Linked DNA regions of Mus musculus: region 1 is linked to region 2. A link is a loop called in an ENCODE intact Hi-C map of the cell type or tissue named here. Cell type or tissue: left cerebral cortex. All regions are shown on one strand. Links, peaks and the distances in the headings refer to the core of each region. The heading gives the core; the rest is flanking DNA. Region 1 holds the start of Mrtfb (myocardin related transcription factor B). Region 2 has its middle 46 kb from the start of Gm32596.

Region 1 (8,337 bases), core at 183-8,182, 52 kb before region 2:
AAACTTGGCTTTCTGAACATGCCCACATTATTTAAGTGTTTGAGTCATGTGAACACTTTGTCCATATAAACAGAATTCTTAAATGTTGAAACAGTACTCCCACAAAGAGTCTGCCTATAAGCCAGAGTCCAAATTTAATGATTAAGAGGAAATATTTCCCTTAAATTCTATACTGAATGGCAATTTTAGTATGACCATGACAAAGAGTATCTCCCCCTCAGTCAAGCAAAGCATGTGATGATGCTAAAAGTCTCTGAAGCAGCAGCCACAGCTATGACTGGGTAGCATGCAAATTATCCCCTTGCCTGCCCAGACTCCAGTGGTGGCCAGTAGTCCTGGAGACACATGCTCTACTCTGCTGCTGTCTCTGCATTTTCATGTGTACGTGATGTGCATCGTGTGTGCATGCATGTCTCTGTGTATGTCTGTGCAGATGCATACGGAGGCCTCAGGTAGATGTCAGGAATCAGCCAGGATTGTTCTTTCACCTTATTCATCGAGGCAGGTCATCTCGATCAAACCCAGAGCTCACTGACATGGTTGGTCTCACTAGCTAGCTTGCTCTGGATGTGCCATCTCTGACTTCCAAGGCTGAAATTACAGGTGGGCCACCACACCCACCCAGCATTTACCTGGGCTCCCTCCAGTGCTAAGGCTTGTGGCATAAGCACTTTAACTGTGGAGCCATCTCCACAGCCCCTCAGCTGGCACTTCTCCCAGGCTCAGCTCACACTTGTCTGCAATAATAAGCCCCGGGGCCTTATGAAGAGCTGCTAGCTGGGGGAATCACCAAACATGAACAGCAAAGAAAACAAGTCTACCTGGGGACAAAGTACTCAAGCAGTTGTTGTGCAGTTGGATTTCCTGTGGGCCCACGCTGTTGTCAGATAGCGCAGACACCAGGAGACAGCTCTCCATATACATTGCCTGCTTCCTACAGTCAGTGTTTTCAAGCACATTTCTTACTAAGCAGTAGTAACTGATAATTACTAAAATTAACCTAAGGATGACCCATTCCAAAAAAGTTATAAAGAAAAGGATGAGCTTTGCAGAATGGAAAAGCAACTAAAGCGGCCAATTAGAATAACTCACATTCACCTAATTCGTGCACAGGCCACTACCGCACGTGAGGCTCTCCTCTCAACATTAAAAAAAATCATGGCTCTGAGAGTGACTGTGATTTTTAAATCTTCAGAATAAAAATATCAAGTTAAGATGGAAGGATCTAGAAAGGTGAGTAGCTTCATTTTGCAAGTCATTCTTTGGATTCAGTTTTTATTGTTAGAAATCAACCAATGTTTGTATAGTCCTATTTCCCTTAGATGGCATCGTCAAGACACACTCTTAATTCATAATTCATACTTAATTCATTTAAGAACAGGTAGGTTGTGCTGGCTGGTCCTATGTCAACTTGACACAAGCTAAAGTAATCTGAGAAGAGAAAGCCTCAACTGAGTTTAGCTTGTGAACAAGCCTGGGCTGCATTTTCTTGACTGCTGACTGCTGTGGGAGGCCCAGCCCACTGTAGGCGGTGCCACCCCTAGGCAGGTGGTCCTGGGCTCTGAAAGAAAGCAGGATGAACAAGCTAGTAGTGTTCCTTCCTTCAAGGCCTCTCCACCAGCTCTTCTTCCAGGTTCCTGCCCTGAGTACCTACGCTGACTTTCTAAAATGATGGACTGATAGGGAAGTGTAAGCAAAAACAGACCTCTTCTTCCCAAGTTTCTTTTGGTCATGTGTTTACCATGGCAGAAAATCCTAACTAGAATAATGATTAATAAAAACAACCAAAACAATTGGCCTTTTTTTTACCCTGGAACTGGATAGTGTTTGCCTAATGCAATAAAAATGAATTACTTTCACTTAGATGAATTGTTCAACTTTACAAGGGTTCATTGTATCTATGTCTAGACAACTTTAAATGTGGCATCCTATTTTCATAAGTCTTTACTTAGATGTTAATTTCCATAGTGCCTTTCTAAAGTAATAAGCAATACAGAATAAATGTTCTATAGCAAGAAGCAACTTATATTTAAAGAAAAAAAGGCAAAAATAAACTTTTTCAGATTTAAACAATTTGGAATTTACTGCTGTAGCTACAAATGGACTGAGCTGAACTTTTCTTGATTTTTTTTCCCCTTCCATGGAGAAGTTTCCAATGAAGACAAGCTTGTTTGTGAGCCAACCCCTAGAACTGCTTAGATAGGTAATTTTAGTTTTCACTTTTGAGCACATCTGTATTCTCCAAATGCACTACTATCCCTAAGTAGAAAAGGCTCCGGGGCTACACTGGTACTCAAGGACACTCCCAACAGCCCATCACCATCCTGGCTTCCAACTCCACTCTCACCTCATGCCAGTCAGCAGTTCAAGTGTGACCAACATTTCCAACAAGGATTCCCCCAAAAGAGAAACAACTGCAGATGAACAGGTACTAACCTGGCTCCTGAGAGCCAGAGATGATGATCCATGAAAGAGTCCCTAGCCAGAGGCTGTCTTTTTATGTATCAGACTCACAGAGAGAATTTTATTTTTACTTCCCAGTGAAAAGTGTGTATTAGATTCTGCTGTTATAATTAGCTAGATAGTGGAGCGTGTGCTTTATATAGTGGTTCTCAAGAGGGCAGAACTGTCCCCATAGCACATTGTTAGTTACTGAAGAGACTCCTAGACGGCAGCGGAAAGCATCTGCAGTGTTTCCAGCCCTGGACCGAGAGCCATCTAACACATGAGTGGTGGAGGTGATAATGAAGGCTACCCTGGCCCACTATAGATTAACATACTTTAGGATTCAATATTGAACCATGTGGCAAGTCATTCTCGAAAACACCCACCACCCTGCCCCAATTATGTAGTCCAACAAGGTGAAGGAAAGGGAACTGTGTGAACTTCCACAGCACATTACACCTGCATCTACTAGACACACATGGAGCATACTGCCAAGTGCAACAATTTCAATCTTCTATTTCCTTATTACTAACAATAAGCATGAGGGATTTTGTGTACTCCATTAAATGTAGAGAACTCGGGCTTTGTATTGGTTACAATGTAGCCTGGAATACAGCATCCCTGGAGGGCTGTATTATCTGAGCCTAACCAGAGACAGGCTGTGATTTATCTTGCACGCTGTCAGTCAGCCTACATTGTTTTTCTCATTAGCATCAATTACCCCAAGTAACACGGTTTTATCTCAGGTCCCAATCTTTGTTCCTGACTTTGAGACTCACTGTCCCACAAGTGCATGCGTACATACGTGAGTGTGTGTCTCCAAACATACTCACTAGCCGCAGGGTCCGTGATATTACGTCCTACCTAGCTGGGTGTCTGGGCTGCACTAACGCCATAGCACGTATTTCTTCTTCACATCTAAAGGAGAGCACTCTACTGACCTTGGATCACGTATAGGAAGATATAGTATGAACTTCGTGTCAGGGTGGCAAACATTTGCCACAGAACCAAAAGTTAGGAACTTCACAACCGCTCATCCTAAGAGTGCGATCTCAAGCTTCAGAAAAGAATCAAACTTTTCAAAGTTTCTTTGCCTGAGGCAAACCTTGAGCTATCCTCGTGGCCTGAGACCCTACACCCGCCGCACCCCTCGTCACTGTCACACCGCGTCTGCTCATACACAGGGCCAAAGGGTAGCTTCTGAACACTGAGAACTAGGCAAAGTTTCAGGGACAGAACAAAAGCGGTGGAAAACTTTCTCCCTGGAAACCCGGAACGCTGCGTGCGTGCAATTTCGGGAGGGCTTGCAGACACACCCTCTGCAGCCCCGCGGGGACCCCAGGGGAAGAGCCGCGAGCAGGGCTGGGGAGGAGGATGGAAGGTGAGTCCGGGGCGTGGGCCGTCCCCATCCCACCACGTCCCCGTCGAGTGGCTCCGGCCAAGGCGCTGCTGCACCTCACTGCAGTTCCAGCGTGGGAGCGCGCAAGCGAAGCGCCTGGTACCAACTCCAGGCTGCCCGGGAAGATCGGGCCGCGGCCGCACACAGGGGACCCCCGACGAGGGAAGCCCGGACCCGGTAGCCCCGAGACCGCGGCCGCCCCGCCCCGCCCCGCCCCGCGCGAGTCCCGGGACAGCGCGCACCCGGAGGCGCCGCAGCAACCTCGAGGGGCCACCGAGGACGCGGGCCTTCCGTCCGTCCCTCTCCCGGGGCCCGGCCTCGCCCTCCGCAGCTCTCCCCTGCCTCAGTCCCAACGGCCGCCTCGCACCCGCTCGCCGCTCACCTCCCCGGCCGCTGCCGCCGCCGCCGCCACCGCTGCCGCAGCTACCACCGGATCTCGCGAGACTTCGCTCCGCCCCCGTGCTTACCCTCCTCCCGTCTGAAGGCACGGAGCCCGTCCTGGAAGCTCCAGGTAGCGCCGAGCCGACTCCCGGAGGTTTACACCCTGCTTCCCTTCTCCCACCCGGCATCCGCCCTCGCCCCTGACCCGGAAAAGTTAAAACCCAGGTGCGAGGCCGCCCGCTCCCGCCGCGCTCTCACCTGGCTGCCCCGGGGCGCATGCGCAGCTGGGCTGCGGAGCTGGGAGCTCTTTGGTTGCTGCCTAAGCTCTGGCTGCTCCCAGTCAGATAGATGGTCAGTCAGTGCCGGCTACCCTAGCAAGCAAACAGCTCATGCTGCCTCACTAAGTGCATTCTTGCCGCCTCCCCATTCCAGAAGGAGGTTGCAGCGGACGAGCAGACCGGCCTGTGGAGTCGGTGCGTTTCTGATGCCACACCCGCACCTGTAGGAACCCCTCCTCTTGAGCCCTGCCTCACTCTCCACCCCTCTGTAGTTCTTCCGAGTGGAAGAAGTGACCCCAATAGGGGGTCTGTTGCAACCCATCTTAATGCAACTAGACAAGAGAACGCTTTTCACACTTTCTCCAACTCTGTAGAGCCCTAAAAGCAAAATATGTTCGAAAACAGTGGGAGAACCCAGGATAGAATGGTTCATGGACATAGAGCCAGGGCATTCGTGGAGTTAGGTCAGCTGTTCGGGGCCACAGGGGGTCGCATATCAGATTCTGTGTATCATTTACATTGATTCATAACAGCAAAATAACTTTATGGTTGGGGGATCACCACAACATGAGGAACTGTATTAAAGGGTCCCAGCATTAGGAAGGCTGAGAACCACTGCATTACGGTGTGACTTCTTCCCAAAAGAAAACTTAAGAGTAATTGCTTCTAAGGAAGAGAGGCTGGCATAGTGAGATGCACTAAAGTGGGTACCCATAACCTCGTGCCTTAGAGTTTTACTGCTGTAAACAGAAAATTGCCATGACCAAGGCAACTCTTATAAGGACATTTAATTGGGGCTGGCTTACGGGTTCAGAGGTTAAGTCCGTTATCATTAAGGCAGGAACATGGCAGCAACCAGGCAGATATGGTACAGAAAGAGTTGAGAGTTCTACAGCTTCATCTGAAGGCTGCTAGGAGAAGAATGGCTTCCAGGCAGCTAGGGTGAGAGCCTTAAAGCCCATGCCCACAGTGACACACCTACTCCAACAAGGCCACATCTTCTAATAGTGCCACTCCCTGGGCAGAGCATATACGAACCATCACACTTCCGAAGCCTGCAATAAAGAAAATACCCATATGGTCTTAGTAACACAGTATTTGAATTTGCATGACTCTAGGGCCTGGCACTGCCTTGTGACAAGGTCTTTGTCTTAGTTTGAGTTTCTATTGCTGTGAAGAGACATTATGACAACTCTTATAAAGGAAAACATTTAATTGGAGCTGGCTTACAGTTCAGAGGTTTAGTATAGTATAGTCATGATGGGAAACATGGCAAAGTGTGGGAAGACATGGTATTGGAGAGGCAGCTGAGAGTTCTACATCTGGATTTTCAGGCAGCAGGAAGAGAGATTGAGCCACTGAGCGTGGCTTGAGCTTTTCAAAACTCATAGCCCACCTCAGTGACACACTTCCTCCAAGGCCACAGCTCCTAATAGTGCCATACCCTGTGGGCCTATGGGGGCCATTTTTATTCAGTCTTGTTTTGTATATTCCTGTGAGCTGGCCCCTCTGTGACAGCTTCTGCAGAATCAAGAGCCTGGAAGGTTCTATCTCATCCCTGAAAACTGCACTGAGGCCTGCTAAGCTAACCCATCCTGATGATCTCATAGTGTCAACAAATGTGGGTCCAGACCTTCCTTACCTGTGCTGCCTGGAAACCACTCCTCTTACAGAGACCGAACATATAGATGTTGAACGTGATGATGTAGCCCAATAAAATGGGGTGTGGATGAAGAAAGGAAATCCCAGACCTCCATAGGCAGGTTCTCCAGGGAAAGAACCAACAGATACCCTATAGATGCATGAGAGGACTTACCATGGATGCTAAGACCCACAATATGCTGCCAGCAAGACTAGCAATGATGGAAGACGCGACAAGTTCAAGTTCAAAGGCCTGAGAACCAGAATTGCTGACGATATAACTCTCAGTTTTAGGCTGAAGGCCCAAGAAAAAGGAAGGAGTTGGGAGGGAACTGGCCACGTCTCAGAGTCTGAGAATCAGAGCCTTTGAATGTCTCCTGGTGAAGGACAGAAGACTGGTGTCCCTGGCTCTACAAGACTGTACCAGTTTGTCTTCAGCTCTTAAGGCTTACTCGGCCCACTGAGGCAAGTCTTTTCCAGGCCTGCCTCACATTGTCACACACCTCAGTGGAAGTAGGTGTTGTTTCTTTTTCACAGATAAATTCAACAAGAGTCTAGACAATGAGTGGACTTGCCTAAGGACACGCAATTGGTGAGCGGCAGTTAAGAATCCCATTCTAGGTCATTGACTCCAAACCTACAAACCCTGCTTTGGTGACCTACAAATTCTTTCCTATTCTACTGTACATTCCTATTATATGTAAAGGCATGCACATGCCTAGTGTATGTAAAGGCATATACTGCTAATACTAGCACCCAGGTCTATCCCTGGGATCCACATGATGGAAGGAGAAAACTGACCCATACAAGTTGTCTCTGACCTCCCATCCTACAAATTTCCTGAGATCAAGATTTCAACATAAAGTTTTACATGTTTCTCTCTGGAACCATACTGTCAGTGGTCTCATTGAAAATAAGGCCATAAATAGACTTCGCAGGATGAACTAAGCTAACATACACGGTGCATTTGTAAAAGTATACTAGCCAGACTGGGACACTCTTACATGGGAAAGAACTCTGTCGTGCCTGTCTCATTCCTTTTTTTCCAATATAAACTCCAAATCAGGTTGGAGGATGTTCAACCACCAGTACTTTCTAGCACAATGGGGAAAACCACAAAACTATACTGGTCTCACCTAGCCCAGACCATTCTTGAATACACTACAGAGTTAGAAGATGAACTTGAAGACCCTCTGCCTCTACCTCCTGAGTGCTGGGATTATGGGTAAGTGCCCACACTTGATTTGTGGGGTGTTGGAGATTGAATCCAGAGCCTCCTACACAGTAGGAAAGATCTCTGCCCATTGGGCAGCACTCCCAGCACAGTGGATTTCCTCCTGGTCATTGAAGAGACTGTCCCTCTCCGGAGCTTTCCCAGCTTCCTATAAGAGGAACCATATGTTTTGTTTGTTTGTTTTGTCTTTTGTTTTTTTAAGGCTCTCCTCCACTTATACAGGAAAAGCTACCCGACAGTGTAAAATATCTTACTCTGGAAGTCACTAGGGAGAAAGCAGCCATGGACGCATATACAAGCAAGCAAACAAGGGCACAGGAAAGATGAATAAATCAGAAACTTGTTAACAAAATTGTGGTGGGACTGGGGTTAACATCAGTGACATTGTGAACAGAGTGACAGGTTTGTAGGAACTGTCCATCACCTTAGGCTTTGTCATTCCCAAATTCAAGTTTCTAACCCGACACAAGCCATGTCCCGTGTTTCCACCATCAGCCTGTTACAGAGCTGACCCTCAGAGGAAGTAGCAACATCCACAAGGGTGTCATTGTTTGAGTACTAACATGGGAAGTGATGACTACACATGTATCTTCTCAAAGGGTCAAGGTATTCAATATAGTATGTGGTATCATTAAGGATGTAAGGTATCAAAATGTCTTTTGATGCATGAGGGACTTTATAAATGCCAGTAATAGGGTTTGGTTAATGTCCCAATAAAAATACTTTAAGCACTAACTGACAAGTATTGTATTACTAGCTATGAGCAAGACCATCATTTCATGTTCTAGAGGGATGGAGGGAGGAGTCAATAAGAGCAAATGAGCCCCCTAAGAGGGAGTTGGAGGGATAGATGGCTTAATGTGCCACTGTGAGGACCAGCATTCAGATCCTCAGGACCCACATCAAGCCTGGCATGATAGCCCACATTTGTAATCCCAGTGTTCTTACAGCCAGATGGG
Region 2 (8,337 bases), core at 190-8,189:
CTGCACACATGCACATACACAGGGATGTGCACCGTAGCACACATATGCAATAAACAGCATATACACTGCAAAATTTTCTCTCTGTCTCTGTCTCTGTCTCTGTCTCTGTGTCTCTCTGTTTCTGTCTCTCTGTGTCTCTGTGTCTCTGTCTCTGTCTGTCTCGGTCTCTCTCTCTCTCTCTCCACCCTCCAATCTCAAATAAATTAATGGATCAGTGGGTTCAGATGGAGCCTGCAGCTGTAGATGGGGAGAAAAAGAAATAGCAATTAATAAAACTAAAGATCATATCAGAGACAGGAGGCAGGATTCTTAGAGGTGCAAGTGACTCAGATCTCATGTTTTAGCTTCCAAGGCAACGCACATGCAATTTAGTCTCAGGATCAGGCACTGCTGGATTTAAAGGTGAAAGTGGTGAAATCACAGCTTTGTGCATCTCCTGCTTGTTTGTTGCTGGTCATTCTCAGACAAACCCTGCCTTCCTTCTGCCATAGCTCCAGCTCTTTATCAAGCTAGGTTCTGAGGGTATGAAGGGACATAGCCACTCCTCAAAGATCCTTACAAAAGACTCTTGGCTCAGCCTAAATGGCATTCTCACTATCAGTGAGGGAAAGTGATGGCCTAAGTGGCCAGGTCTGAGTCACATGGGCACCTCTGGAGCCAACGGATGACTTAACATAAGGGTTGGGAGCAGTGTGGTCACAGTGTGTTCAAACACCCATTAGTGGTTGCTAACACATGATGTCTATGATCCCTTAGAGCAAAGTAGGACTCACCAGAGGGGGGTGGGGTCATTCTTTAAAGTCAGCGAGAGGGCTCAGTGGGGAATAGTGCTTACTAACAAGCCTGGTAACGAGTTTAATTCCTGGAACTCACATGGTGGAAAGAAAGAGCCAAATCCCACAACTCATTCTCTGATCTCTACAAGAGCTGACTTCCACATGCACGCCCCATCACACACACACACTCAATAAACAATAAATGAACATGTAAAAGCCGAAAGAAGTGTGGGAATAGGGTAAAGGGGACGAGGGGAGGGAGTTGTTATAAAGCTGCAGGTTCTGCCCCATTGAGGGGAGTTCAGGAATTACTGCTCTCTGGAGAGTTATGACTGCCACCACCATCTGCGTAGACCGTTCACAGGCTACAACGTTCTAATTTACCATGGCTCCCCCACATCTGTTCTTTCCTTTGATCTAAATTTAATACTCCTATGACTCAGAGAAGTTAAGTAACTTGCTTAAAAATCACACAGCCCAGCAGAGTTCCCAGATTTCCAGCTTCTATATGGGGGACTAGGTTCCCTTGCCTGGATCTGAGATTTGCAGAGATTGTATAAGGTTAGAAGTCCAGGCATTTAAATGGGAGGATTGTGAAGACAGAAGCAATTCTGACTGTCTTATCTCTGTGTGCAGGTCTAATAGAAGTTCATGGTTGCACTGATACAGGTGAGCATAGAACTTCCTGGAAGGTCCCACTGATGCAGTGACTGTGTTCATCAACTGATGATGGAAACAAGGGTCATTAAACGGGCTTATTCACTATAATGATAAAATGTAAAATAATAAATAACATATAAAATATATTAATATAATATATTGATAAATATCAATACTTTATATATTAAAATATAATACATAAATGAATATAAACTAGTACATAATATAAAATCTAATAAGTTAATAATTATTAATTATTTATTATTAGTAAATAGAAAATAATATATAAAATAATACATGCAATTTTAAAATGTATTAATATATGGTACACATATAATATATGAATATATAATTGATAATAAATAGAAAATATATAACTTAATATAAAATATAAATATATTAATGTATAATAAACTGATATCTATAAAACATAAAGTAACAATATAAAGTATGAATATGTTAATGTACAATAAACTGATACCTATAAAATATAAAGTAACATAATATAAAATATAGATATCTATTAATATAAAATATATTAAAGAATGGAAAATATAAAGTTATATATAATATACAAAATAATGACCTAGTCATGAATTTGCTATATTGTTCACTAAAAGACTGTGTGTCAGGAATCCAGGCCAAGCTCCTCTCTGCTGGAGCCTGGACTGCGGGTTCCAGAGCCTCCTCAGGCGTGTTCACCTGTACACAGGACATGGACACATGTACATGCACACATGCAGGGGGGCTGGGGAGGAGAGAATCAGAGTGAGAGAGAGTTTCCAGAAGCATTTACTCCCATGACCAACGCTGACATCATGAGAAGGCCTGAGGCAGTGTCAGGTTCCAAACCTCCATTACTAGATGGCCACCTTGCTCCTCCTTATCTGCGTGCTCCCCATCCCCCACTCTACCGCCCATCCCCCTAGTTGAGAAACACTATGACCTATTTAACACGCATCTAGAAAGTGGCCTGCTAGGTGTTCTTGGCCCTAGGGAAGGGCTCTAAAGGTACCTAATGCTGGGACCCTTTAATACAGGTCCTCATGTGCTGACTGCAACCATAAAGTTATTGTGTTGCTACTTCATAACTGTAATTTTGCTACTGTTATGAATCATAATGTAAATATCTGATATGTAGAATATTTGATATGTGATCCCTGTGAAAGGGTCATTTAACCTCCCCAAAGGGGTTGCAACCCACGAACTGAGAAACACTGGCCTAGGAGAATAAGGGGTGTGCTCATGGTTGGGGTATCATCCTGGTAGAGACAAACAAAAGAAAAACCAAATCATGTCAAATGCTGTCGAGCTGTATTCAAAACACAACCCTACAGCAACCACCATGGACTGCACCTGCTGGAGGCAAAGTCAGAGGTTCTGGACAAGGACTCGGTTCCCATGACCAGAGTCCTCAGGAGTGGGAAAATCGGCAGTGGCTGCAACTTGAGAGCAGTCACTATCTGAAGGCCATGGAGACCTGCCCTTTGCCCCCAGATTCAATCACAAAGCAAAGCAGATGTTGCCTTAATAGTTTTCCAGTCCAGTAGCCAAGAGCAAACAAATGATGTCATCCATGTGGTTGTGTTTAAAGACAGGGTTACATACAGCTCAAGGCCGGCAACCCTGCCTGCTGCTGGAGCCGTGATCTTGGCTGAGTTAACTGTAGATGAGGACTTTTAAATTCAGCCAGATCTGCCAGAGGAATCCAGTGTTCTCAATGCTTTCTTTCCCTTGTTCTCTATAAGACTCCAGCCTGCCATTGGTTTTAAGATGCATCTGGGCATGGTAGTGCACACCTTTAATCCCAGCATTCCGAAGGTAGAGGCAGCGAGTTCCAGGATGGCCAGGGCTAGGTGGAGAACTCCTGTCTCAAACAAACAAAAACAAAACAAGTGCTAGGTACAGTACATAAAGTAGTTTGCTGTTTAGACCTGATCATTGCAGAAAGGTTTCCATTACCCTAAGGGAGTCAGACTTTAAAACATAACCTGGCTCAGCAGCTCGAGGCCCTTGCCACTCAAGCCGGATGAACTGTGAGTGTGCAGTCTGTAGAACCCATAGGGGGTTAGGGGTAGAGAGAACATGAGTGCTGAGGGATTGCCACTTTGTTGATTGAATCATCTGCCTGGCTTTTTAATTGCAGTTGATTAGTGTCCAGTCTCTTGGAGACTGAATTTATCCAACAAGACATAGTGTGCGCAGGCACGCCTCCATCAGGCTCCCTTATCCATGCCTGAGAGCCAAGGCCTCTACAGTCTACCAGACCATCCAGTATCTCTGGGTTCACGTACAAGTTCTAAGACATGGAGAATGTGTTCTCAGTGCACTTCCTCATATCTCAGGCTTCATCCTGGCCTGCTCACCACTGGCAGTTCCCAGAGGAGCAAGGGTGGGCGGTGGCGAGGCTGGAAGGCTGATTTTAGCTCTGCTTTGGGACTTCTTGAATCATCTTCAATGGGAAGCTGGAAAGACCAGAGAAGAGCAGATTAAACCCATTCCATCTAAAAGAGCTCACTCCGGGGGTGCTGGGAAGATGGCTTAATGTGAAGTACTTGCTTCACAAACATAAAGACCTGAATCTGAATGCCTACATCACCAGCAAGACAGCTTAGTGGGTAAAATGTTTGCTAGCAAGCCTAACTACCTTTGCTTGATCCCTAGGGACCCACAGAGTAGAAGGAGAGAACCAACTCCCATACATTGTCTCCTGACCTCCACGTGGGTACTGTGGCGCGCATGTGCGCGCAAACTCTCTCTCTCTCTCTCTCTCTCTCTCTCTCTCTCTCTCTCTCTCTCTCACACACACACACACACACACACACACACACACACAAGAAATGAAAGAATTAACTCAGATGCATAGGAGTGGGTGGTGCACTTCTGCAGTCATACTCTTGGGAGACAAAGACAGGAGAGTTCCTAACCTGGGCCAGCCTGAGTTCAGGTCAGCTTCACTATAGAGTAAGATCTTGTAATAACAAGGTCTGGGCTGTAGCTTAGCGATAGATTCTATCAGATAGCGAGCATTTGACTGACATGAACTAGGCCAGGAGGTCCTATTCCCAGCACTGCTAGGAAATAAAATACAAATAAAGATACACACATATATAGAGGAGCTGACTCTGTAACGAAGCAGTCTGAGGATGGCATTATTTGGCCTGAAGGTAGTTTTCTTCCCCACTGACTGCAGGCTTAAACCTCTAGGGACATGATCTTGTCTGATTGTTGAAAGAAACGATTAGGGTGTGCACAGCCATTTGGGCATGAGCTAGATTCCAGATCTTCCACTTGCTGAATGTTTAGATGTGTGGGACTTTGGTTTCCTCATCTGTGCAATGGGTACATTGCAGAGTTGTCCTGTGGAAATGCTAGGAGATCCCCACACCATACTCTCCCCTTCTCTGGTTTCTGCTCACATCTGCCTGCACTTCAGCCTGATCATAAAGTGCCATGATTCCACTCTTTCAAATTCTTCCCCAGGTCAGGTATTTTTCAGGGCCACACTGGATGGACAGCGGTAAATTCAAGCTGACATTAAGAGAGCACCCCAATTTCAGGGTGTTTCTGTAATTGTTGATGCTTCTCAAGAGACTTAGGAAAAGTTCTGTCGAGTGACTGGAAGATGGCTCAATGGCCACATAAGCATCAGGGCCTGACTTTATATTCTCAGCACCCACTTAAAAAGACAGGCAAGGTTGCATGTGCCATAACCTTAGTGGTGGTAGGTGGTCACAGGAAGATGGCTGACACTTGGCCTCCAGCCCAGCTCTAGACTTGGTGAGAGATCCTGTCTCAAGAGTAACAGTGTCCCCACCCAAAAAAGTAAAAGCCAAAAGCTCTCCTTATAAGCAGGTTGAGAAATACATTTGTTGACTCTCCCATTTATTTGGCATGGAGACATTTTGTAGTCCTTTGTTTTGGTTTTCAATGTATTTTTTCGTTGAATCTTCTCAATCGATTTTCCAAATGCCCCCCTTTACTTTTATGAATGTGGAAATGGGGTTCAGAGAGGTTAAGTAACTAGTTTATGATGGCTCAGCTGGGTAACACCAAGCAGCACCCACCCCCTTCCACATCCCCAGAATCCCAGCTCCTTTCTTGTGGATGTGTTGTTTTTTGTCTTTTTCATGCTAACACACCATAAACTACAGGTCATTGCAAGAGTTCTCAGCACTGTGTTACCAAACACATCTTGTTGGCAATGAAAACAACCAGAGGGGAGGGTGATTTACCCAAAAGTTACAGAGTTAGGAGTGGCAGGGCCAGAGCCAGCATCTCACCTCCTAACACACAGGGGAGTCTTCTGCATAGGGTTCACCTGTCTGGTGCATGCTTCCCGACAATATTCTTTAATATTTTTACTTTTGTGTATGGATGCTTGCTTCTGTATGTGTATGTGCACTGTGTGAGCCTCGAACCTGCAGAAGTCAGAAGAAGGTGTCAGATCTCTTGAATTGGAGTCACAGATGGTTGTGAGCTACCATGTGGGTGCTAGGAACTGAACCCAGGTTCTCTGGAAGAGCAGTGTGTGCCTATAATCATTGAACCATCTCTCCAACCGTGTCATTCTTAATGATACTTTCTGATTTGCCAGGACTAGAGCAGTGTTATCTAACAGTTCTTCTTTTATGATAGGAATAGCCTGGGACTGTATTGATTAATATGGCAACTGCCACTCCATGTGGCTACGGATCACTTGAAATGTACCTAGTACAAAGCTATCTAGTTTTAATAAGTTTCCCTTTTTTGAGATAGAATTTAACATAGCCCAGGCCAGCCTTGAATTTGCTATGTAGCTGAAGCTGGCCTTGATCTCTTGGTTCTCCTGCCTCTACCTCTCTCAAGTGCTAGGATTACAGGTGTACACCACAACTCCTGTGAGTTTACACTTCTATAGCTATACATGGGTCATAGCTACTGTACTGGATAGGGAAACTCCAATGTTCAGAAGTTATTCTGAGTCGAGTCTATAGTCCCAGTGAGTGTGTGTGTGTGTTGTATGAGTAGATAACTTTTAAATTTAACTTATTTACTTTTATTTTACACATATGAGATTTTGCCTGCATGTACATAAGTGCACCATGCATGCAGAAGTTAAACGAGAATACTGGATCCCTGAGAACAGTAGTTGCAGATTGCTGTTCGCAGTCATGTGGGAGCTGGGACCTGAATCCAGGACCTTTTGTAAGAGCAGTGAGTGTTCTGATTGCTTAGTCATCTCTCCAACTCTTTTTAACTTATTTTGTTTGTGTGTGCGTGTTCATGTGTGTGGACATGAGTGGGAGGTTAGAGGTCATTTTGTGGTATAACTCCTCTAGAGATATCCACCTGATTTTTGGTTTTGTTTTTGGAGCAGAGTCTCTCACAGACCTAGAACTCATCAGGAAGGCCGGGCTAGTTGGTCAGAGAGTCCCAGGCATTCTCCTGCTTCCACCTTCTTGGCTCCAGAATTACAAGTACATGCCTGGCTTTGATGTGAGCTCTGGGGATGTAGGTGCAATCCTCATGTTTACACAGAAAGCACTGTATGAACTGAGCCGTCTTTCCAGCTCTGAGGAGATCACTTTAATAACTACCGACTCCAACTACCTGGCCCGGGGAAGGGCTAGCTTCAGCTTGATTTACTGGCAGGGAATAACCTGAGGTGACTTTGCAGAAGTAACTGGACTAGTCTCTCCTAACCTGGGTTTGAATACAGCTTTCTTCAGGGGCAGTTGAAGCCCTGCCTTACCACCAAGCAAAGAGAAGTGCCACCATCCCCCCACCTTGCCCTGCTCCCAGAAACCCCTTCTGCCACTTAACTCTGGCTGCACAAAAGGCAGGGCTTTCTATTTTACAAAAGTCCTCTGGTAAGCAAACAGAGAGACAAAAAGATAAGAGAGGCAGGGGATAAATTACATCCTTCAGTGACATGGATCCAATGCCATTTCAATAAAAAGGTCAAATAAGTGCAGTGTTCAGAACACACATGACAGAAGGAGAGAACTGACCCCCCAGAATTGTCCTCTGAGCTCCACACGTGCAGTGATATGTGTGCCCCACATGACAGGAGAGAACTGACCCCCCAGAATTGTCCTCTGAGCTCCACATGTGCAGTGATATGTGTGCCCCACCCTGCACATGCCCCAAAGTACAAGAAAACATACTAAAAAGTTGCCCTTCGATTTCCACACCCACACAATAGCATGTGCATGCCCATACTCACCACAACACTAATACAAACACATACGCATATTATTAATAAAGAAATAAATGGTTAAGAGAAAGAACACAGTTGGAAAACTCATGGCTCCTGGTTCCAAAGCCTGTTGCAAACCCAATAGTGCAGGAACCTCATGAGTAGAACAAGGGCTCAGAAATAAATTCTTATATTTCTGATGCTCACTGTGACAAGGAGAACCTCAGGCTGTTTTCTGAACAGGACACGGCCATTGCACACAGGAGCCCACAGCAGCTCCACAAGACACCTACCAGATCAATGCAGTTGAACATTCGAGCATGGGTGGAGGAGGGATTTCCAGGGCTCCATCTCCTCACTGAGGAGCTATTGGCAGTTGGTAGCTGTTGGGGTGGAGAGAGTCATTTTTCTTTGGGGGTGGCTACTGGGAGGTTGCCCATGTCCCATTGAAGGACCCCATATCCAGGAGTGTATGAGCAATACTAATGTGAATCTGGGTTATGAAAAAAGGAAGCTATGGCTTGGGAGGAAGTGTGTTAGTGGACTCAAGGGGAGTTGGAGAGAAGCAGTCAAGGGTGGATACGGTCAAGAAACATTATAAACATGTATGGAAATTCCAGGAATAAATAAATATTTTAAAGGAGAGATAATTTATTTCAGAGTTATTTCTTAGTTTCAGAGGTTTCAGTGGAAGGTCACCTTTGGACCTGAGAAGAGGTC

The links. Peaks named below come from ENCODE experiments on the same cell type or tissue, not always from the same donor. Only the 100,000 strongest peaks of a DNase experiment are listed, where the experiment ranks them.
Region 1: it touches region 2 in a loop (3-fold over the local background); 6 of 42 quality-filtered maps call a loop at or near these places.

Annotation. Positions count from the first base shown.
Region 1 is chr16:13,252,444-13,260,780 of GRCm38, reverse strand. It overlaps Mrtfb (myocardin related transcription factor B), which reads right to left and starts at 4,300. Exons shown (of 17, transcript NM_001122667.2): 1 at 4,227-4,300. In left cerebral cortex, for the core only: CTCF peaks have their summits at 4,219 and 4,423; DNase peaks (open chromatin) are centred at 3,863, 4,330 and 4,494; H3K4me3 peaks cover 2,548 bases; H3K27ac peaks cover 1,638 bases.
Region 2 is chr16:13,200,662-13,208,998 of GRCm38, reverse strand. No RefSeq gene overlaps it. Among named protein-coding and RNA genes, the nearest start is that of Gm32596, 46 kb to the right of the region's middle. In left cerebral cortex, for the core only: a CTCF peak has its summit at 1,071; DNase peaks (open chromatin) are centred at 440, 1,196 and 3,854; H3K27ac peaks cover 3,128 bases.